2 separate regions of the Homo sapiens genome follow, and region 1 is linked to region 2. The links are chromatin loops, found by intact Hi-C in ENCODE. Cell type or tissue: endothelial cell of umbilical vein. All regions are shown on one strand. Links, peaks and the distances in the headings refer to the core of each region. The heading gives the core; the rest is flanking DNA. Region 1 overlaps TRPC4 (transient receptor potential cation channel subfamily C member 4). Region 2 overlaps TRPC4 (transient receptor potential cation channel subfamily C member 4).

The links. A loop is a pair of places that touch in the nucleus more often than their neighbours do. Peaks named below come from ENCODE experiments on the same cell type or tissue, not always from the same donor. Only the 100,000 strongest peaks of a DNase experiment are listed, where the experiment ranks them.
Region 1: a loop joins it to region 2, with 2.2 times the contacts of the local background. A loop is called at or near these places in 1 of 110 quality-filtered maps.

Annotation. Positions count from the first base shown.
Region 1 is chr13:37,674,694-37,686,381 of GRCh38, forward strand. All of the region lies in intron 4 of TRPC4 (transient receptor potential cation channel subfamily C member 4), which reads right to left. Among named protein-coding and RNA genes, the nearest start is that of POSTN, 82 kb to the left of the region's middle. In endothelial cell of umbilical vein, for the core only: no CTCF peak of the experiment used is centred there; a DNase peak (open chromatin) is centred at 7,198; H3K27ac peaks cover 2,117 bases.
Region 2 is chr13:37,740,738-37,752,425 of GRCh38, forward strand. It overlaps TRPC4 (transient receptor potential cation channel subfamily C member 4), which reads right to left. Exons shown (of 11, transcript NM_016179.4): 3 at 5,200-5,718. Among named protein-coding and RNA genes, the nearest start is that of TRPC4, 120 kb to the right of the region's middle. RefSeq lists a silencer at 6,555-6,849. In endothelial cell of umbilical vein, for the core only: no CTCF peak of the experiment used is centred there; a DNase peak (open chromatin) is centred at 6,574; H3K27ac peaks cover 1,526 bases.

The DNA.
Region 1 (11,688 bases), core at 4,409-9,408, 65 kb before region 2:
GCAAATGTCTTGACATATATTTTTCTCCCAAGTCAAAATTACTCAAAGATCATGAAAATCAGTGTATCTAGCAATCATAACTGGTTTCAGACAATTAGTGGAGTATCTTGTTGTGTTTCTTTAAGCAGTTAGTGCCTTCAGAGACCGGACTTCAATCTTGAGAAATGATGGTTATAGCATTCATGATAATTCATTAAAATACTTTATATCCAGAAAAAATGTATTTTTAATTTTTAATAGGAAATGCTTTATTTTCAAATTCTATGAAGTACTTACAAAATATTAGTGTAGGTTATTATTTTATTTCCATTATCTTATTAAAATTTTATAATTTCGTATTTAGAGCCTAATGATGAGAGAGATGTCAAAATATCTAGATTCAGTAAATATTAAAAGGGTAAATATGATGTCATAACTACATTAACACAAGCAAACAGTGAGAATTTTTTAGGATAATACTCTGAAACATGAAATTTAGAGTTGAAGATCTTCCTAGGATGTAGAAAGTTGGAAAAGTATTATCCCTACACTGACTCAAGAAAAAGTGAAATTAACTATAAAAATCATAATTTTCCAAGCATGCATCAGAGAGACGAGAAATCAAGGAATCTAAACTTTAAAATATATGCACGTTCCTCTAAAGCAACCATGTTGTGAGACTTAGCTCACCTGCGGCAGAGTATGCAAGGAAGAGACACTGGCACCATCCAAGAGACTCGGCTGACTGTGAGGTAGCAGGAGAGACTAGAATCCCTGGGAGCCACAGTTACAAGGAAAATTTCTACCCTCTTGCATGCTCTTCTTCATGGACCCTATCCACAGCTCAAGAGAAATATTATAGTTCAAGCCTGGGGAGAAAAGAGGCTGCTTCTGTGGGAGAGGCACAGTGTCCTCTCCAGGCTCCTCTCACCTAAGGAGCAAAACACTTTAGCCTTGTGGAAGAGACAGAAAGCACTCCTGAGCCTCAGGTTTACAGCAATACCATTAGAGCAGGGACAGGAAAAACTTTCCTGTACATAAGCTGCCATGTTTGCCATGAAAAGGAGGGCATCGATCATGGAGAAAGTTCCATCCCTAGCAGTCAGATATAGGCCTGCCTAAGTCTGACCCTGGATGAGGACATCAGAGAGTTTTCCTGCCCTCCATCACGAGGCCAACAAACACCAGGGAACAATCAGCAATTGACAACCACTGGAGGAAGGGCCTCTGAGGCATAGATGTACAGGGAAGATCAAAAGCTGTAGGTGGAGAAGGAACACTGAGAATAATCTTCTTTTCCACCCTAAGCTGTGGCATATGATGCACTGAAACTGACGGTGGCAACAACAAAACCCAAACCCAACTCAGCTCCTGACTTATTGCCTCAAACCTCTACACTAACTTAGAAGAGAAGAGGCATGTACACTTTCAGGCATAAAGGCTGTGTACGTCTGTGGCTAGTCTTCTGCATAGGTGGAATGAATAACTTTCCAAAACACACGTACACATACGTACCCACACACACCAAACCGTGATGCATCATATTCAAACCGTCAAAAACAAAAGATAAAGAAAAAATACCGAAAGCAGCCAAGAAAAAAAAAAAAAGGAAAAAAGAGAGACATTTTGCATACAAAGGAAGAAAAGTAAGACTGACAGCAAACTTCTGGGTGTAAAAAATATATACAAGGCAATGGAGTAACATCTTTTTTTTTTTTTTAGTTGGAGTCTCACTTTGTTGCCAGGCTGGAGTGCAGTAGCGCAATCTCCGCCCACTACAATCTCCGCCTCCTGGGTTAAAGCGATTTCCCTGCCTCAGCCTCCCTAGTAGCTGGGACTACAGGCACGCACTACCCCATCCGGCTAATTTTTTGTATTTTAGTAGAGACGGGGTGTCATCATGTTGGCCAGGATGGTCTCGATCTCCTAACCTCGTGATCCGCCCGCCTCGGCCTCCCAAAGTGCTGGGATTACAGGCAGGAGCCACCGCGCCCGGCCTGGAGTAACATCTTTAAAGTGCTGAAAGAAAAAGAATAAGAGTTAACCCAGGATTCTATATACAACACAAATAGCTCTAAGAAATACTTACTAAAGACTTTTTCTTCAATCAAAATCTGAGACGATTTATTCCTGTCAGATCTACACTAAAAGACATACTAAAAGGATATTTTTAAGGCAGAAGGTGTATAATATTGGACAGAAAGTTAGATTTATTTTTAAAAATGAAGATTTATGTCCAGAAATGTGTGTGTATATATATATATGTTATACATATAAAATACATATATTTATTTTTATTTAAAAGTTTTCTAACATATAATTGACTGCCTAAGTAAAAACTGTAGCAATATATTGTAATTGTCAACATAGGTAAAAGTAAAAGGTATAATGACATTAGCACAGAAGATGAGAATTACAAGCCTCCCGTCATAAGGTTCTTATACTACACATAAAGCAGAATAATATTTTTGAAGTTAGAATGTAATAAATTAATATTTTATATTGTAAATACTATGGCATCCTTTTAAATATTTTAAAATATATGAGTAGAGAGCTATACATGTAAATAATTAGGGTTATACAAATATTTAATCCAATAACAGGCATAAAAGGAAAAACGCAACGAAGAACAGATAGCAATGGGGGTAGGTTTCCAGTTTACCCATATCATAATTATACTCAATGAAATGTATGATCTAAACACACTAATGAAAATAAAGAGATGATCATATATGAAAAAAGTACAGGCATAACTCTATCACAATTCATCCATAGAAGTAAAGGAAAAATAAAAATATAACATAAAACAATAATGAAAAGAAAGCTCCCGTGGCTACATTAATATAAAAGTAGATGTATTTCAGAAGAAGCAATGTTACTAGGTATATAGAGGGATATAACATAAAGATAAAAAGGCGAATTTGCTGAGAAGATATAAAAATTCTATGTGTGCTTGCAGTTAACAAAAGAACCCTATAATACAAGATGTCATAACTATTAAAACTGAAACAAGAAACAAAGAAAAGTAGAATTATAAGTGGAGGTTTCAGCATTCCTCTCTCTGTAACCAACAGAACCAGTAGACAGAAATTTAGTAATGATATAGAAGACCTGAACAACACTACCAACAACATGAGAACAGCAGAATACACATTTCTTGCTCGTGCACATGGAACATTCACCAAGATAGGCCATAGTGTGGACCATGAAACAAACCTCAGCACATTTATTTAGGTTGAAATCATACTAAGTAAGTTCTATGACTACAACACAAATAAACAACCAATCAATAATTAAATGTACCTAGAAAATCCCCAAATATTTTTCAACTAAACAATACAGTTCTATTATCTTTCGGCTCAAATAGGAATACATGAGAAGAGTTAAAAATATTTTGAAATGATTGAAAATGAAGATACAACCAAAAACTCTTTGTGAGGCATCTAGAGTAGTGCTTAGAGGAAATATACAGCTCTGAATGCTTTATCAAAAAAGAATGAGGGGTTCATCTCAGTGATTTCACCTTCAATTAAGACAGTATAAAAAGAAGAGCAAGTTTAAACCAAAACAAGCAGAAAGAAGAAAATAACAAAGGTAACAAAAATCAATAAAATCTGAAACATAAAATGAAAGATAAATCAATGAAAACAAAATCTAGTTTTCTTAAGTGGTCAATAAAATTGATAAAACGCTAGCCAGAATGATTAACAAAAAAAGATGATATAAATAATCAATATCAGAAATTAAAGAAGGAACATCAATATAGATCTTATAGATATTATAAGAATAATAAGCAACTAGAATGAATACCTGGATGCTCATACATTTCACAACTTAAATGAGCTTTTTTCCCTGAGACATAAACTTTAAAACTCACTCAAGAGGACATAAAGCAACCTGAATAGTCCTATAGTTATTAAAGGAAATGAACTGGTAGTTAATATCCTTCCAACAACAAAAAAATTCAGGTCCAGTTGATTTCATGGTGCATTCACCCAAACATTTCAAGAAAAAATAATACTAGTGCTAATCACACTCTTGCAAAGATAACAACAGTAAGAAACATTTAAGAGGCAAGTATTACACTGATAAACAATCAGACAAAACTCTTTAAAACTACACACCAATAGCCCTTATAAATATGCACAAAAATCCTCAATAAATAGTAGTGAATAAAAGTTAGCAATATATAAAAATAATAATAAATCATGGCCAAGTAATGTTTTTCCAGGTAATGAAAGGTTGTTTCAATATTTAAAAATCAATCAGCATAATTTATCCCATCAACAGCTTTTTGAAAAAATGTGATCATTTCAATAGATGCAGTATAAACATTTGACAAAATTTAACATGCATTCATGATAAAAACTTTCAGTAAAGTGTGAATAAAAGGGAAATTTATTAATTTGATCAAGGGCATTTATAAAAATTTATAACTACTTTTCTGTAAAGGGCCAGAGAACAAATAATTTAGGCTTTGCAATAAATGGGCATGAATGTGTTCCAATGAAACTATTAAAAAAACTGGCAAACAATCTGATATCAGGGCCGTAGTTTGCTGCCTCCTGTGGTGGTTATTACATGACTGTATGCGTTTTAACATTTTATATCTCTGCATTCAACTCCAAAAAGTTAGTGTTATAACTTAATTTGAATGTAGCCAAAATTACAAAATTGATATTGAGGAATGAATACAGTGATAGAAAAAATAATTAAAAATATTATGGTAATACATTGATTACAGGTAATATATGAGTAACTATAAATTTTTTACATTTTCTGTATGTTTGAAATTTTTCATAATAAAATGTTGAATGAAATAAAAGCATAGTAGACATGATGGTCTATCATTAATTAGTGAAAATAAACAATGACTATTTAAAATTATTGATAAAGTTTTGTTTTTATATTTTGTTATATTCAAATTTATAACTCACATGAGAGCTGATTTCAGATAAATTAATTATAGTGTATTTTTAAAGTTGGCTGTAGACAACTGCTTTATTCTAAATTCGGCATTTACATCCTAGTTTCCCGTTTTAGTCATCTTTCATAAATAAATCTCTCATGAGAGGTCAGATAGAATTGGGACATAATTGGGAAAATGATAATAATATTTACTACCTCCATATTGGAGAAAGGAGTATATCAGAACTAAGTAAGATATGATGCCTGCACTGCATTTTAGAGCTGGTGGGAAACTTAGAATTTAAAATATCCAGTGCGAAAAAATGCTTGGCACACATTTTTTTCCATACCTATGGTGCTTTCTCCTACTAACCTGGCTACAGACGCAGAATTCAATAGACAACCACAGCCTGCATGAGAAAACTAAGGCCCAAAGAGGCAGCGTAAACAAGAATGTGATGCCACCAGTTAATGAAGAAAGCACGACTGGATCAGAATCTCCTAAATGCAGTGCACTTGGACAACATTTTCTTATTCCTGAGAGTTTACAAGGCACAGAGTTATGTGCTTCAGAAGACAGAATGAGGACTTTGGGAAGGAGGTATAAAGAAGAAGTTATGAGCTTGGTACAATGTTGCTTATTTGTTTTGTCTTGCTTGACACTGCCAATTCCCAGATATTAGATATGTGCATGCAATCATTGATTTAGCAAATGCATTTCAAGTTAATTTTTCACCAGAAGGCATAGTGATAAGAGCTAGTCTACGTTAGGTGATCAAGCGGCCAGGCTCAACTCAACGAGCAATCAGCTTTAGAATCTTAGCTTAGCCTCTCTAGGTTTCCGTTCACTTCAAAAAACAGAGGTTTGGATTACATGGCTTTTACAAAGTATGATTTTATCCTAACTGCATAAATTGCCAACGATTGCTTCTTCCTATTAGGATTGTGACAATTTTACCAAAAGCAGTCATCACAATCGCTGCCATGAGAGATGAAAAACTGCCCTGTACAAGAGGGCACAGACTTGCTCTGGTCTGCCCCACAAAGCAGAAATTGGATCTTTGATAAGAAAAGCATAGAAAGGCAGCTTCTTGCCAAATGTAAGGAAGAATATTCTGGCAATTAGAGTTGCTCTAAAACTGGAATGGATTACCCTGTGACATAGAGATTCCAATCCAGAGGCTGTCTTTAAGCCAGAGAAATTCTAGCAGCGAGTGGAGACTGATCTACGTAATCTTTAAAGTTCATTCCAACTTAATGAATTTATAATTCGGTTGCTTTCAGATTTGTATGTATCATGAAATAAAATATATTTTAAAGTACTTGCTAACCAGAGCATTTATATTTCATTATGTCTGACAGATAAACTTTATTATCTTTATACCTGCTGCTACTAAACTGGAAAGTCAAATGTGATTATTAACAGTCATCGAAATAGCGAAATTCAAATATTTTGTGAGGATTTACATAAAGGAAGAAAGGCTTTGGGAAGGAGGTATAAAGAAGAAGTTATGAGCTCAGTACAAGTCAACATTTTATTTCGACTTCCTTCATAGCTGAGCAGACTCTGTTCTCGTCCGATGGGTTAAAGGAGATGAAACTTCAACTGTAAGTTTAGACTAGATGACCTCTAAGCAAAACTCACAATGCTGATATATTACAATTCCTCTGGAGATCAAGGAGGAGACATTAAATCTGATTTTCTTGACCACCCAAAATCTTACTTCACTTCTGACCTTTGAAAGGCACAAATGTGTGGGAAAAACAGAGATCCTGATAAAACTGGAAACTCATGTCATCATTTTGTTTAAACTTGAGCTATAGATAAGATTGCCAATCAATGTCTGTTGGCTAATGTGGTAATGTGTTGGTATCTTTTTTTTTTGTTATTGTTCCAGATTGAATATCACTTTTTATAGTTCTAGTCACCACATACCTGTCAGATGACTGTGGATTTATGTTTGTTATAAGCATGGTAGCGAAATGGCCAGTTTCATTTATTCTGGCAACATTTACTGAATTTTTGAAGAAACAAGCCTTTAGAAAAACCAGAGGGTGCTATTAACTAAATAAAAAACGAATTCAGCTAGTAAATTATCCATGGTAACTAAAAAGCCTGAAGAGAACAAAGATTAAGACAGCTTCTGTCACAAAATGTTTATCCTGTTCCCGCAATGGGAACATTTCGAAATTGCTCTTTGCTGTTTATAAACAGAAGACATGATTTCTCAGAGTCGTGATGGAGGCCTAATTACAAGCATTGATGTCAAGACTGTGGGGACCAACAAAGGAAAGATCACAGTGCAAATGAGTCAGAGAACTTCCTTTTAAAAATATTTGTAGATGTCTGGAAGTTTTTACTATTTTTTTCTACCTTTCCCATAACAGTTTTCACTCAGGGCTATTTGAATGTTCTATTATGTCCTGCGAAGCTGGCTGTGAGGATGTGATGGGGTAGGCAATGCTCAGATGCCACATTTAACAGCACCAATTACATGTGACAAATGTGTAACTCTGCAAATAGATCTCCTGTCATTCCCTTTCTTACTGTCCGTACTTACACCAATAGTAAACAACCCCAAACAAAAAGCAAGTCACCTTTTCACCTATGGCAACCTCCAGGGGTCTCTTATTTAAGCCGCAAAGCTGTCGGGGGCCTGACCTTGGAAGTCTCTTCACAGAACACTGAGCTTTATGTTGTGGTATCAAATCAATGAAGATAAAAGAACACAAAAATTTCCTCCCTGCTGGAGTTTTGTATTGTTTTGTTTTTTGATTTTCAAATCAGGGAATATAAAAGTAGTCTCTCATCAAAAATCTGCTTCTGTTCAAAGATAAATTTAAAGGAAGTCTTTTATTCAGTAGAAACCCACTTGTTCTGGACCTCTAAGAGGCACTCAGTTAAGGGGCAGCTCCTGTTCTCAGCAGTATACTTAAAACTCAAACAAAGATGAGGACAAGGACCCCAAGCATCCATGTTCTGAAAAGAGTTTACAGAAAATTGTAGCCAAACTTTTCCTTCCAGGGCCTACTAGGAGGCATCAGGACCCTATCTGTTCCCAACCACCTAGCCCTCTCCTTCCGTAATCTGTAACAGAGGTAGACCTGGGGAGACAGATAGCGAGAGAGCCATGAGGTCAGGGAGTGCAAGGTTTCTGTTTTGTTTTTGTCGTTGTTGTTATTTTTTAGAGACAGAGTCTCACCCTGTTTCCCAGGCTGCAGTGTAGTGGTGCATTATATCTCACTGCATCCTCAAACTCCTGAGCTCATGCAATGCTCCCACCTCAGCCTCCTGGGTAGAGGAGCAAGGACTAGAGGCACATGTTACCATGCCCAGCTATCTTTTTTTTTTTTTTTTTTTTTTGGTAGAAAAGAAATCTCTCTATGTTGGCCAGGCTGGTCTTGAACTCCTGGCATCAAGCAATCTCCCCACCTTGGCCTTCCAAGGAGGGAGCTTGGATTACAGGCGTCGGCAGCCCAGCCAGGACAGTGCAGTTTTTGTGCTAAAAGGGAATACCAGAAGGACAGGTAAGGGTGTTTCCTCACCAATACTACTGCCTCCCTAAGTCAAGTCTAAGGGAGACTCCAAGAAAATCCCTCATAAAGTCTGGGAGTTTCTACAAGGAGGAACTACTACCTCACCCCTGCTGGGGCATCTGTTTGGGCAGGTGGCTTGCTCATCTCCCCCTGGGTTCAGCTCATCACAGAAAATGGAAAACAGTGAGGTTTGGCCATAGGGTAGCCCATGGCAGTCTGGCCTTCTGTCTTTTAATGTGGTAAGGTTCTGTGATGCTGTTGTGAGGTAAGTGCATATTAGAAGAAAAGGCTGGGTTTGAGCCTTCTTGCCAGGACTCAAGAGGGATTTGTTAGGGTTCCAGGACCTCGTTAGGGATTGACTGCTGGTTACAGGAGTGGAGGGACTGGAAGACTCCTGGAAGAGTTGAATCTCTGACTCAGAGAACTATGCAGTGTGGAGGCACAACAGGGCTCTCAAAGAACAGCCGTGCACCCCTCAGGAGGGTCAGCATCACACAGGTGGCTCAGTAATAGCCAGAGAGGCAGGACAACCAACCAAGAAAGAGCTCTGACCAGGGTGCCAGGTAAGTCAGGACATTTAGCTTCTCCCATTCCCCATCGTCCCTAAAGCAACAGGAGTGAGGAAGCATGAAGAGCCTATATCCCACCTTGAATTCCAGTGTTGGAGTTAAAGGATGTGTAAGAGATGGACAATTCCAGATCCTTCAAGCCATGGGTCAGGCCTTTATTGGGAAGAGAAGATCTTTAAGCTTATAAAATTTGAGTTTTAAACTGAACATAGCCTACTTTTAAATAACTTGAAATTTCAGAAAATTTATGATAACCGATAGTGATATCATTCGGGAACAAGGAAAGGATATTTGATATAAGGTGGCCAAGGAGAGTGATAGAAAGAAGTAAAACCATTTCATGTCTAGATTCAAATATGTTGAAGATCCTTAATAAAACCATTATATGATTATGAAATTTGACTTCCAGAATTGTTTCTCAGTCTTTAATGTTTAAAATACTTTTGGAATTTCTAAATCAGCCAACCATAATCTGAATTTGTCATAAGAATCTACAGTAACCATAATTTTAGTCAGCAGACCATACTTCAAAAAACACTGACATAAAGAGACAGTGAATGTTAAATATTCTTAGTTGGAAGGCATCTAAAAATGCTTAAACCACTATGGGTTTTGACACCATTATTTTAACATTTTGAGAAAAAAAACTAGGAATATATAATTAAGGAAGTACACATTTTTAAGTTTACCAAGAAAGGATGCCATGTTAGTTTCAGAGTAAGAGTGAAGTGTAGAACTTTAGAATTCCAGATCATCTGATAGCTTATCACCTAAAAATAGTTACTTAAAAATCAAGTGAGACATTTTATCAGTGTAGGAGCATTCTTTTTATAGGATTCTAATTTAATTTAAAATTTTCCATGAAAACTAAGAAGTAGAATGCTTATGTAGATAGGAAGACAAGGAATAAATATTTCTCCAATTCCTTGTTCATTACCTTTTCAATAAGCAGCAGAAGTTGCCTAATATATAGTTTCGAATAAGTGAATATTAATATTTTCACTATGAAAATTACCACCTTCCACTTAATACAAACTTCTGAACATTTTAAAAATAAATATGCACAAAGAAATATATTTATTTCTTTCGATTTTCCTGAGTACCCCTTACACACACACACACACACACACACACACACACACACACACACAGAAATTTAAAAAATAATAATGTCCTTGAAGAAAATAAATTTAACTTTAGAACATAGCAACTAATACATGGAAAGCAAAAAAGGAAACATCTCTAGGTCATATCAAAGGACTTATTCTTTCTTTCTTGGAATGGATTGCTTCTTTTAGTGCTAGAAAGTCACACATAATATGTTTTAGATTAGAAAAAAGGCAGTGATGATACTGGTGGTGATGTGAGGGTGGTGGTAGTGGTGAGTTTGGTATGTTGGTAAACATAATATTCAATAGTAAATCATATCAAATGTGCATCTTAAAGAGCATTACACCTTTAATGAAGCAGAAACATGGTCCATTCAAATTTCACCTGTGTAAAAATCTAAGCCGGCAAATAGAAGCGAAGAAGTCTTAAGTACGGACACACGTTCTGAGCTGTTTTTGCCTTTTCAAATTCTACCTCTCACACTTTTGGGTGAGTGTCTCAGAAAGGATAAAGAATCTAGATCTAGACTTACATTGACTGGAATTTGAATCTAGTATCACTTGTTAGCTCCTTGATCCCTTGATCCCTGCAAGGAATGTAAATTCTCTAAGCCTGTTTCCTCTCTGTGAAATGAGACATTAACATCATTTATTATGATTAAGTGGAACAGAGTTACTGTGAAGTTCGAACAAAAGAATGCATTTAAATTACTCAGCACAGTGCCTAATTTTTTCAGTTTCTACTATTATTACTACGATTACTACTACTACTATTGTTACTCTGTGCTAATGAAGACTAATTCAAGAATCTCATTTTTTTTTTTAACTTTGACTCTTTCTTTCTTGGTATCTACTCCTCTTTTCCTGTCTTTTCCCCTCTTCCCTTGAACCATCTAAACCATGTTTTCAAACATTCTCTGAAGGCCTGTAAATTTCAATTTTTGTGTATCAAATTTATATTGCACTGTCATGGCCTAAAAAGAGTTCATTTCCCTCCAATAAAGAAATCATGTGTTCAGCATTAATAGGGGCACACACAATAACTGAAATCTTCATTAATATCTCATTGTTTGAGATATTACTGCATTAGTCTTTATAATTCCATGAAGATGATGTTAAAATATTTTTTCCCACTGATAAATAGTAAAATGAGGGTCATATGTCGCACTGTACTATCTGATTTCCTCAAAAATTAAAATATCCATTTTAAATTAATAAATGGGTAGTCTGCAGCTTGTGTTTGAGGGTCTGTGTGTGTCTGAAGCTAGTTTGCTAAGATTATTTGAGCACCACGACAAGGGAGGAGCTGGGGAAAGTAATACGAATATTTCTTATAATTGTGAGAATATTGTTTGGAGCTGCTTGAGGGGATGGGAAATTCAGCGGTGAGGCTGAAAATATGAAGCCATTTGATCTTAATGACTTTAGACAAAAGATGAAAAAATGGTCACAAGACAGGAAGAATTATATATATACGCACACACACGTATATATACACACGTGTGTATATGTGTCTATATGTATACATACATATATATGTATGTGTATATATGTGTCTGTATGTACCTATATACACATAACTGATT
Region 2 (11,688 bases), core at 3,863-8,862:
ACAGAACCAACAATCTTGAGATTAAGAGAGCTTTAAAGAGCTGTAATTGTGGAACATTTTGAATCAATTTAGTTTACCATGCCATGGATAGTGTCTGATTGACATGAATCTCTTCACATTTTCTCCATTCCCCCAAGACTGGATAAACAGAAGGTTAGGAGGTCATGAGCAGCGGGCTGTTCAAATGTTGATTTTTCTCCTTTAACAATCCCATTAATGTGTAGGACGAAACCCAAATTAGTTCCAAAATTTAAGCTAATGTTGCAAAGCTGCTGAAATACCTTCATGAAAGGGAAAGGCAAATTAAATATATTGAAAAGCTATAGAGAGTTTGAATTGTAATGTTTTTAGACAAATAATCTATTTCCTTGCTTTTTATTTTTATTTGACATCTAGGCTACTCTACCTTTTAATTACTTACTTCACAATATTGTCAATCATGTAACAAAAACTACGGAAGGTCTTTGCTGTAAAAAATAGTTAAGAAATGTATTAAGCTTCCAATTCACATTTAGTAATCTTACAAATATTAGGCAAGAGGAATGACTACATGGAAGTAATTTTAACTGCCACAGACTCTGCATCTGCAAAAATCATGCCAGAAACCAAGGGACAAGTTTTTTGTCTAAGACATGTCCTCAGTCGTCCTCGCCTTTATGTTACACACAGGGCAAGAATCAGTTTTAAGGGTATGACTACATGCTTTTTGTTTCCAGTTTCCTTTGTTATTATTCATTTAGATGATTGGCATCGGGATGGGAGTGCTTGGTCAAGGGAGCAACCTTAAACCTTAAACCTGTCCCATCGCAGAATGGTACTTGAAAGATTATTGTTTGACACAGAAACGTAAAAGTGGAGTAAGAAAGAAAGGGAAAGTAGGCTTCACACTCTTTGGAGAAATCAAGTGCTTCATCACAACGTGAAAGCAAAGAAAACTTCATGTCAAAATGCAAGGCTTTCATTACGGGCGAGCTGAGTCATGAAATAAATTCATGTGCTCAACAAAACTAGGCTAGCAGCGTCAGTTTTCTCAGGTTTACCCAGTGTTCAGCAGGATGATGTCTGGGTGGAGGCAATATGGTGTGATGGTTAGAGCCAAGTTTTTGTAGTTAAGATCTGGATTTGCAATCTGGCCCCAATATTTAACAGAGTAACACTGCACATTATATAACCCTCTGTGACTCCGATTTTTTCATGAAAAAAAAAAAACAGCAACAAATAGTTCATACTTCAGAAGTGTATTTGGAGGTTTAATATAATAAACCATGTAAACAACTTAACCCAGTTGCTAAAATACATTCATTTGAATTGATAGAAGATGTTTGTTCTGCTAATATATGATCAGTACAATTGCAGCATCATTAGCCTAGAATTAATAGAAGTAATACAATTCTTCTTTCTATGATGCTGCTGCTTAGAAAGAATATATAAAATGAAAATGTAAAAATATCTATGGCATGAAATTAACACAGAGCTTTCTCTTTGGATGAGATTAGAGAAGTACCAGAACAAGTCTGCAATCAAATCCTGCCAACATTAATTGTTTTAATATGTTGATTCATAAGGAATCTGTTATTAGGAGATTAACCCAAATAGTGCAATTTATTCAGGCAAAGAAACATGCAGGGAACCATCCAGATCTAAGAGCATCTGTGACTTCATTCAGGTGCATTCATTACTGAGCACCTTCTGTATGTCAGGGGCTACAGTATGACTGGTGAGTAAGATGGATGTGTTCCTGACACTGCCTAGAGGAGGAGATGGAAAAGTAATAACACAATGCAATATAGGGTGTGTATAATGAGGACATTTATCCAAGAGAGTCTATGGAGGGGTTTGCTTCATAGAATGCTCCTGCGGTGAGACAAGACGTGAGATGACCTTTAAAGAGTGTGCAGGACTTAGCTATGTGAATGAAGGTTAATGAGAAAGCATTCCAAATCCTGAGAGATGGACTAAAGATAAATCTCAGACTTATTTAGACCAAACCAAGGAAAACTTTTGGTAAGAAAGATATGAAGCAAGACATGCTAAAGCAGAATTTTCTTTAAGGCACATGATCTTACTAGAAAACCTTTAATATTTGAATTTAATAATTTCTGAATAACCTAAGAATACATGCGGTAAAACACAACTTATGATTTTAAAAGGTATATATGAAAGTAAAATGTTATTCCTGAATTTTTTAAATAATGCTATCAGTTATCCAATGTTATTTTGCTTTGGGAAAATCTTCAATCAGAGAAAAATATTCTCTTTGATAGTAAATGCAAGATACTCCAGAACAACTCTGTAAGAATTTCGTTTTCATTTTTTTCTCCATTGAAATCTCAAAACATTTTGAAAGGAAAAAAATCCCAATACAATGTCTTTTAAAATTGTATCTTTTGGGGAGGATTGCTTGAACCCAGGAGTTTGAGATCAGCCTGGGCAACATAGCAAGACCCCATATCTACAAGAAAAGTGTCTTTTAAAAAATAGCACCAATTCTTATTTTTTTGTTACATGCTATATGTTTTTTGTTATGTTTTATCTTGTATTATTAGGCTTTATCACCCTTCCATAACTTCATATTAGCAAGAATACAAACATCTTGAGAGAAGTGTTGGAAATTATTAAATGCCTTCCATTGCTTTGCTTCTTAGATACTGAAGATGGGATTAGAGTTATGGCTTTTTCATAGGTTTTGACATTGAAACCACTTTTTATATTTATAACATATACAGAAGAACATAAGCAAAGAAAACACGTTCAGTAAGGAAGAACATTTTTAGTGGTTCAGGAACAAAATGGAGAATATATATTCAATGTTTCATTGTCTCTCCTAATAGGCTATAAGCTCTATGAGAGCAGAGACCTGACACCTGGGAATCCCAAGTGCCCCGTGCATTTCCTGGAATGTGTTCTATGAAATATATGTTGAAACAGTTATTAAGGAAATTAATGCATGACCAAAGTGTATTAATTACTTTGCAGGTAAAAATATAAATATAAATATGCAAGAAATTCAAATTACAATTTCTATCTCGAACAACTCTTTGACAGGAATTTGGCAGCTTCAGTTAATGCAATATCATTGACAGCATTCTGTTATGAGGATATGGTAAAGGAGTTTATGAGTACTTTGTTCCCAGGCTTTCACAAAAGTTATTGTGGCCAAAGATGACGTTAAATCAGCTTCAATGCCATGACCAAAATGAGTGCAGGCAAAAAATAAATCTGAGTTCATTCACTGGCTGCAGAGAGACCTAAAGAGCAACAGGTGAGCAGAGCAGGCTGCTTCTGCATTCTCTGTTTCATTTCATGAATTGTACATCTTGGGAACTTTACTCCATTCAACATTTGTAGGATAATATTAACAGTGAACAGCTATGGCATAAGAGAAAATCTTTGCAATCATCGTGTCGATTCTTTAAACCCCCTTCTCCAAAGAAAAACTAAAGAAAGCAAAGCATACTACTGTGCTAATATGGATCTTTAAGAAGATTTAGGCCATATCAATATTTCAATATCTTTCAAGTCTAAAGCCTGCAATGACTTCTTATCTTCCCATTTACCACTTTGAACATCTTTCATCAATGTATCTTATCATTGTGTAGTAAAATTACTCTAGTTTCTTTAAAATATTAGATCTCTGAGTCCAAAACATAAAAACCTAAGAAAATGAGTTAATACTGCTGACAAGGACTCAAAATAGCAAATGTGATTTTAGAGTTAGAGGGAATGGACACAAAAGAAGCTGTTCACTTCAGTATTAAGGGAAAAGTTCATTTCACCTTGTTTCAGGCTTCCATGACAACCAGATTAGCTTAACTAATCACACAACTAGAGGAAAAAATTGAGAAAGCAAGTTCAGGTATCTTGAACCTTGAGTATTTAGTGAGTAGCAACAGACAAAGCAGCCAGGGCTTATATGGGATCATTAAGGCCAAATTCAAAAGAAACTGAGTACATTTTACAATTCAGAAGTCTTTCACTTTTTCTCTTTCTCTTTTCATCTTACATAGCATTTCCAAGTATTGTTCTGGAATAGATAATTACTATCATTTAAGAGTGAACAGAGAACCAATATTTTCTTCAGATAGATGTAAACAGTCTTTTGAGAACTCACTCAAACACAAAGCAATTATGCTGGCTGATTAAGGGTAAGAAGTATGAGATTCTGTTATTTAATACAGCATTTTTAATATATGGAAATTTTACAAGAAATTTATTACTCCCTTGCGATGAACTTACTTGGTTTCTTATTCCTGACAAATCAAAAAAATGAGCAAGATATGAGAAAAGTTTTAGTACTTACATCTGCTATTGTACTAAAGTCTTTTATTTTATTAACACTTTATAATAAGTATTTACTGATATAAATAAAACAATACCATATAATTTACTAAGAGTCTTCACACATCCACATATTTTACACTTCCTAAAAACCTGTGAGGAAAATGTTGTCTATATATACAGTTGTCCCCAAGCATCTGTGGGGGATTGGTTCCAGGACCTCATGTGGATACCAAAATCCATGGCTGCTCTAGCCCTGCAGCAGTTGGCCCTACGGGACCCATGGATAGGAAAAAATCAGCCTTCCATATCTGAATGTTCCACATCCTATGAATGCTGCATTTTCCATCCACATTTGGTTGAATCCAAGGATGCGGAACCTGCAGATACAGAAGGCTGATTATTTATATATATATATGCGTATATATATATATATATATATATATATATATATATATACACACACACACACACTTATATATACGTATATATGTATATATATACGTATATATGTATATATACGTATATATATATATATATAATTTCAAATATTAAATCCATTCAGCAGGTGAGAATACTGAAGCTTAAGGAAATCTATCTGTGACCCCCTAAAGTTACAAGACTTATAAATAGCAGAGCCAGAAATCTCAGTCTGGACATACTAAAATTCATTAGTTTTTCCATTATACCACAGTCAATGTGTACATTTTAAGACAGAGGCCAAAAACATCAATTATTAAACCATTTATTACCACTCTTCAATGTGATTCATAATTATTAATCCGGTAGACAATAAATGTCATCCACTTACAGCTGAATAGAAAATGCTCTAAAACCCAAAACTAATTTTGTGAGTAGCAGTTTGCTTCACTGTGATTAAACTCTATGGCATTTTGATGGATCAAGTCTGGCAACACTCACCTCTTTTTGACGGTACTTAATGGCCAATTTTAGTCTTGCAAGATCATTTCCACTTTGTTCTTCTATGAGACTATTGTCATCTCGGTAATTAAGAATGATTTCCAGTTCTCTGGAACTTCTCGTCTGATCCAGTAGGTCCTTAGCAAATTGTTTGCACTGCCGTGACAGCTCTTCATACTCCGACTTGAATTCATTTTCCACCTTGCTCAGTTCCTGAAGTTCCCAACTTAACTGAAAGGCTGTGAGAAAAGGATCTTCGCTTGACAGTGCAATGAGAGAGGGACTGGCCAAGGCCTTGTAGATGTTGAGTCTGGAGCGTGAGTGACGGAGGCTGTCCACATCTGAACTGGACACGCATTCCACACAGTTACAGCGGACCTCGTGGGGTCGAGGCACTGAGACTCCTTTCTGAACCAAGAGTTTTATTATCTCATAATTATTTGTATGGGCTGCCAAAATGATTGGTGTAATGTCTGGAGTGAATTCAGAGAACTGCTTATCAAGGAGTATAGGAGGCACCTAAAAAAAAAAAAGGCAGAGGTGATGAATATTTATTCTTTTGTTCAAGTCTGTGAATTTCATACACCATGCTATAGCAATATGGAACAGGGTTTATATGTCCTTGGCCGGGTTTTTTTTTTTTTGTAGGAGAGATATGGTCTTTTCCCCTACAAAAAGACCAGACAAAATTGGAAAAAAAAACTTTCCAATATGATGCATTATTCTTTTTTTAATCTGAATTATGACATTTTACAGCATCTTAAAATAGGTGGTTATGGAAACTCTTTACTTGATGAATGTCTTTATTTCTTTTAAATAAGCCCAACTTATTTTCCAGCTGACACTATTTTCTTTGCTTTCTCAGAGATGTTGAGGTCCAAAATAATCAAGAAATACACTCAAAAACAGCTAATGATTTGTTTTAAACCCAAGCTCTTTCTCTGCAGTAGAAGTCCTTTAATTCCTCAATTAGGTTTTGTCTTTTGTTTGTTTTTACTGTGTTTTAGCTTCTGCTTTCCTATCATTCAGCCTAGTGACTAAATGTGGCAGCAAAAATAAGTGGGCTGGCCTCATGCTTCCTCTTTTCATCTGTGCTTTTCTGGTATATTTTCCAGATGACAAGAGGTGCTCCATAACTAGCATTACTGTTTTATTAGAAATAAGCAAGCATTGAGTCGAGTCAGCAGTGTGAATTCCACTGAATCAGGTCACCAATGTGTTTATGCACGATTTCCTTTGGGTTATACTCTAGGGATGGTAATGATGAAAATAATAATAGCCGCCATTTAGTAAGCATCTGCCAGGTACATTAACCCTCACCCTTTATTATTCACATTTTATGGATGTAGTTCCTCAGTGAGTAAGTGGAAGGTCTACAATCTGATCTGCAATTTCCACATACTTTAAAGACCTTATATAATAAACACAGGTTCACCTGTCTGACACCCAACCCTGAGTGAATTGCACTGCACTATGTTGCTTTAGCACTTTTAGTTTATTTATTTTTGCTGGCACAAAGCCATAGAGGCATTTATGAAAAGTTAATGCTACATAAGGGCAGTTAAACAGGCATGGCAAAAAAAAATGATGACTCACGTCACATTGAAATATGCTGCTGGAAAAATGAAGGAAACCACAAAAGGATCAGAGGAAAACCATATGGAGAAAAACGACACTCATGATGACACTTCATTAATGCTACTTTTAAATATAGGTACATTTTTATATGTGGACAATTACACACATTTTAAAGTCATCTGGCCATATAGGATATCCATTGGTTTCATGAGAAACACTAAAGATAATAGGAATGAAATTATCGATTTAAAATATCCTTTACAGAGGTATGCAATTATTTAATAGTGAAGATGGTAATAAACACTTTTTGAAATGTGCTTATGAGTACTAGGGTGACCACACTGCCTGTTAAGATAGTGTTTTACTTTTGTGCACTTTGAGGCCACTGTGAAGGTAAATAAAGTTTCCTTGGTCACAAGTACTGCAATCTCGTGTCAGTAAATCTGATAACCAAGATGGCTCTTAAGTGACTAAGGTTTGGGAAATGGTTTCAGTGTGCATTTGCCTGACAAAGTGAGAATTTACGTCCCAGGTGAGATGGAGTGGGACAACGTGAGATTTCATCGTGCTGTTCAGAATGGTGCAAAATTTACAACTTATGTATTATTTCTGGAATTTTCAATTTAATGTTTTTGGACCACAGTTAAGCATTGGTAACTGAAACTGATGAAAGCAAAACCTTGGATATGAGGAGACTACTGTACTTTTAGTGTTTTCTGTGGCAGACAATGAGGGAAGACAAAACAATGTAACTAAATAATTTCCTATATTAGATGTATGTTTAAGTGACATGTAATTTGAAGGCAATTTCTGGATTCAGTACAATTTCATCTTGGATTTCTATGCTTTTTAAGCTGTTAAGAATTTCAAATTTATTAACCATAAAATATATCTTTATAGAATATTGCAGAAAATTTTATTTTAAAAATAAGTATAATATATCCATACAGAATGGCATACATTTTTTTTCAAAAAAATAACAGTGTGAAAGTATTAAAGAGAGATATAGTAAGTTTATTAAAATATGTGAGAATATACCAAGAATAAATCTGCTGTTTGAGTTTTAATACTCAATAAACCATTGCATTGGTTTGTTGAATGGTCAATTGATTGGTCAGTAATGATATGGCTTGGCTTTATGTCTCCACCCAAATCTCATTAAGAATTTCAAATTCATTAACCATAAAATATATCTTTGTAGAATATTGCAGAAAATTTTATTTTAAAAATAAGTATAGTATATCCATACTGAATAGCATACATTTTTTTCAAAAAATAACAGTGTAAAAGTATTAAAGAGAGATACAGTAAGTTTATTAAAATATGTGAGAATATACCAAGAATAAATCTGCTGTTTGAGTTTTAATACTCAATAAACCATTGCACTGGTTTGTTGAATGGTCAATTGGTTGGTCAGTAATGATATGGTTTGGCTTTGTGTCCTCACCCAAATCTCATCTTGAATTGTACTCCTCATGTATACAGGGATATAGTTGGTGAGCAGCGACTGGATCATGGGGATGGTTTCTCCCATGCTGTTCTTGTAATAGAGAGTTCTCACAATATCTGGCTGTTTGATAAGTGTCTGGCACTTCCCCTTTCTTGCTCTCTCTCTCTCCTGCTGCCATGTAAGATGTGCCTTGCTTCCATTTTGCCTTCTGCCACGATTATAAGTTTCTTGAGGGCTCCCCAGCTATATGGAACTGTGAGTCAATTAAGCCTCTTTCCTTTATAAATTACCCAGTCTCAGGTAGTGTCTTTATAGAACAGTGAAAACGGACTAATACAGTAAATAACTATTTTTAAATTACATAATTATAATTATTTTAGAGCTTACTCTTACTCTAAAATGTATTCGAAATTTAACATTATATGTTGTCTTTACCATTAATTGCCTGGCACCCAGCTGGTCATAGATTGTTAGACATCAGGAACTGATTGTCTTAGCTGGACTCCGTGGGGGACTCTGCTGGGACCCTGACTCAGCCAGGCAGGCAAAATATTAGTGTTTATCTAGGTCTCAGGGGACAGGTTTGGGTCCTCTCCGATTGCATGAAGACAATAAAAACAGAACAAAAGTGTTTTAAGAAAATAATTGCCTGTTACGGAGTACTAACTATATGCCTACATCAATTATTACATGGTTTTTGAAAGTCTGAGGTTTTCTTATTCTCTCATCACTTCTACATTTATTATATTGCATTCTTCTGTGTATGAAAGTTCTCCATCTTCTCCTTTTTGTTGTTGGATATTGCTATGACCCCATGAATTCTTTCTTTTATTTAATATATTGTGATTCATTGCTATCACTATTCGTTTTATACTTGTTATTAAAGTATAACATACATATAGTAAAATGCATAAATATTAATATACAGCTTGATGACTTTTAAAAATCTGAACATGCTTAGGTAACACAACCCAGATTAAAACCTGAGAGTGCCTGCACCTCACAAGCCTCCCACTTGTTACTCTTCTCAGTTATTACTTTTCTCAGATATACTCACAGATTTAATGGTTATCAGTATAAGTAACTTTCACACACTTTGAAAATTTTATATAAATAGAATCACAAAATATGTACTCTTTATGTCTAGCTTTCTTTGTTCAACTTTAGCTCTTTGAAATATATTCCTTTGTTAGTAGCAAAAACTGTTGCTTCAATTCTGCGAAATATTTCAATTTCTATTTTATTTCATTTCATTGTTAATGACATTTTTATGGTTTCCAGTCTGGGGCCATTAAGAATATTGCTCTTATGAAGATTTTATTTCTGTTTTGAACATGAAGGAATAACGTACATGTATGTTGATTTTGTTTCTAGGTACAGAGTTTTTGTGTCACACAGTTTTCTTAAGCACTGATACCAACTTGTCTGCCCACTGCAATTACGTTGGTTTTATTTATTATATTTATGCCATTTGCAAATAACTTTTTTATTTATTATCAAAAATGAGTGTTGAATTTTGTCTAATGCCTTTTCTGTTTCAATGGATATAATCATATAATTATCCTCCTTAGTCCTAAAAGTATGGCAAATTATATTAATAAGTTTCGGAATATTGAAACATTCTGACTTTCCTGAAATGAATTCCACGTGGTCAAATGCATAATGTTTTTACTTTGGCAATTTTTAAAAAAATTATTATTGTACTTTAAGTTCTGGAGTACATGTGCAGAATGTGCAGGTTTGTTACATAGGTATACACGTGCCATGGTGGTTTGCTGCACCCATCAACCCGTCATCTACATTAAGTATTTTTCCTAATGCTATCCCTCCCCTAGCCCCCAACCCTCCGACAGGCCCCGGTGTGTGATGTACCCCTCCCTGTGTCCACGTGTTCTCATTGTTCAACTCCCACTTATGAGAAATATTTTGGAATCGATTTTCCTACGGGAGATGGATTTCTAATCTTCACTGTGCTGTCTTTATCAGATTCTGGTATCAATGTGAAGTTTTCTTCGTTAAAAGAATAAGAATGCTTTCTTCCTATAGAAAATGGAGATGTGGCATTCATAACCCCTTCAAGAATGGACTTGCTGTCCGGCTACCAAGAGTGTAGTCTACCAGCAGCCTCCACCTGCTAACCGGTTCAGGTTCTTCCTCAGTTTTAAAATGCAGGACAATGGAAGAGCAAGCAGAGAGGATGGACAGGGCCCAGCTATTTCTACTCAGCATACGACATGGCTTGCTAGGCAGCCGTATCCTCCGGAGCTCCTGTTTACAGTGGCGGGAACATTCATCAGCTCTGCATCAGGGTCTAACGGCTTCCGCTTCCCAATCCTGCTTCTTTTGCTTTTACTTTCGAAGATGCTATTCAAAATATACACAAATGTAGGAAAATGTACCTTTTATTTTTGTTTTGAAATGAGAAAAGAATGAGAGAGAGAGAGAGAAAGAAAGAGAGAGAAGGGTCTGACAAAAGACTGTATGGTTAACCAGCTAATAGAATAGAAGCTTTAATAAAGGAAAAGGGGACCCTATGGTTACTAGAAAATTATTAATATAAAATGTAAGCCATTCTAAAGAAAAGGACGGGTCTTCGGGATCTTCAGTTCTTTCCCTCCACTACTGCAAATGCGATTTTTCTAATATAGCAACAGCTTCAGGCAATTCCCTTTCTTAAAACGGCTTATAATTACTTTGATTGATTCAATAATTTATTCATATATTGAATCAACAAATATTTACTGAGTCTATTGTCTGGCACTGCATTAGATGTAGAGAATTAAGAAAAATGAAGATAAAGCAATTCATATCCTCACAGAGATGACTGTGTATTTGACAGAAAACTGGAGCACAGATTTCCTGTATCTCCCAAGCAAAGTGAATCAAATGTTCATTTACTTCAAATCCAACATCATGGTAGTTATCATGAGAAATACACAGAAAAATAAGAAATGAATATTTGCAGCGTCACATCAGATGATAACCAAATTTTAATCTGAAACTTTCAGTTCTAAAAATTTGCCAAGTACTTTCCAAAATCTCAGGGTAGTTTTTCTGCTATATATAGCAGAAAGCTTCACATTGATACCAAAACCTGATAAAGCAGAAAACTATATATATATATATATATATGACTGGTAGAGTTAGAATACAATAATAACTGTAAAATCTGCTATGAGCCCTAGAACATAAAAATTATTTGCTAACTATAATTTTTTTGTTCAGTATTAACAAGAATACGGTACTGTGCAACATTTTACTTTCCTTAGCAAGAAGCGAATAATTGACATACTTGGAGCAGAAAACTGCAGATGCAAACTGTTCTTTTGGAAGCGTTAGAACATTCGGCTGCCATTCTTTTTCTACTTGGCAAAGTGCCTAGCGGATAGTTGGTATTCCACACATGACACATCGATTTATTCTGCACACAGGTGACTGCCATTTCTGTAGGGCGAAGCCAT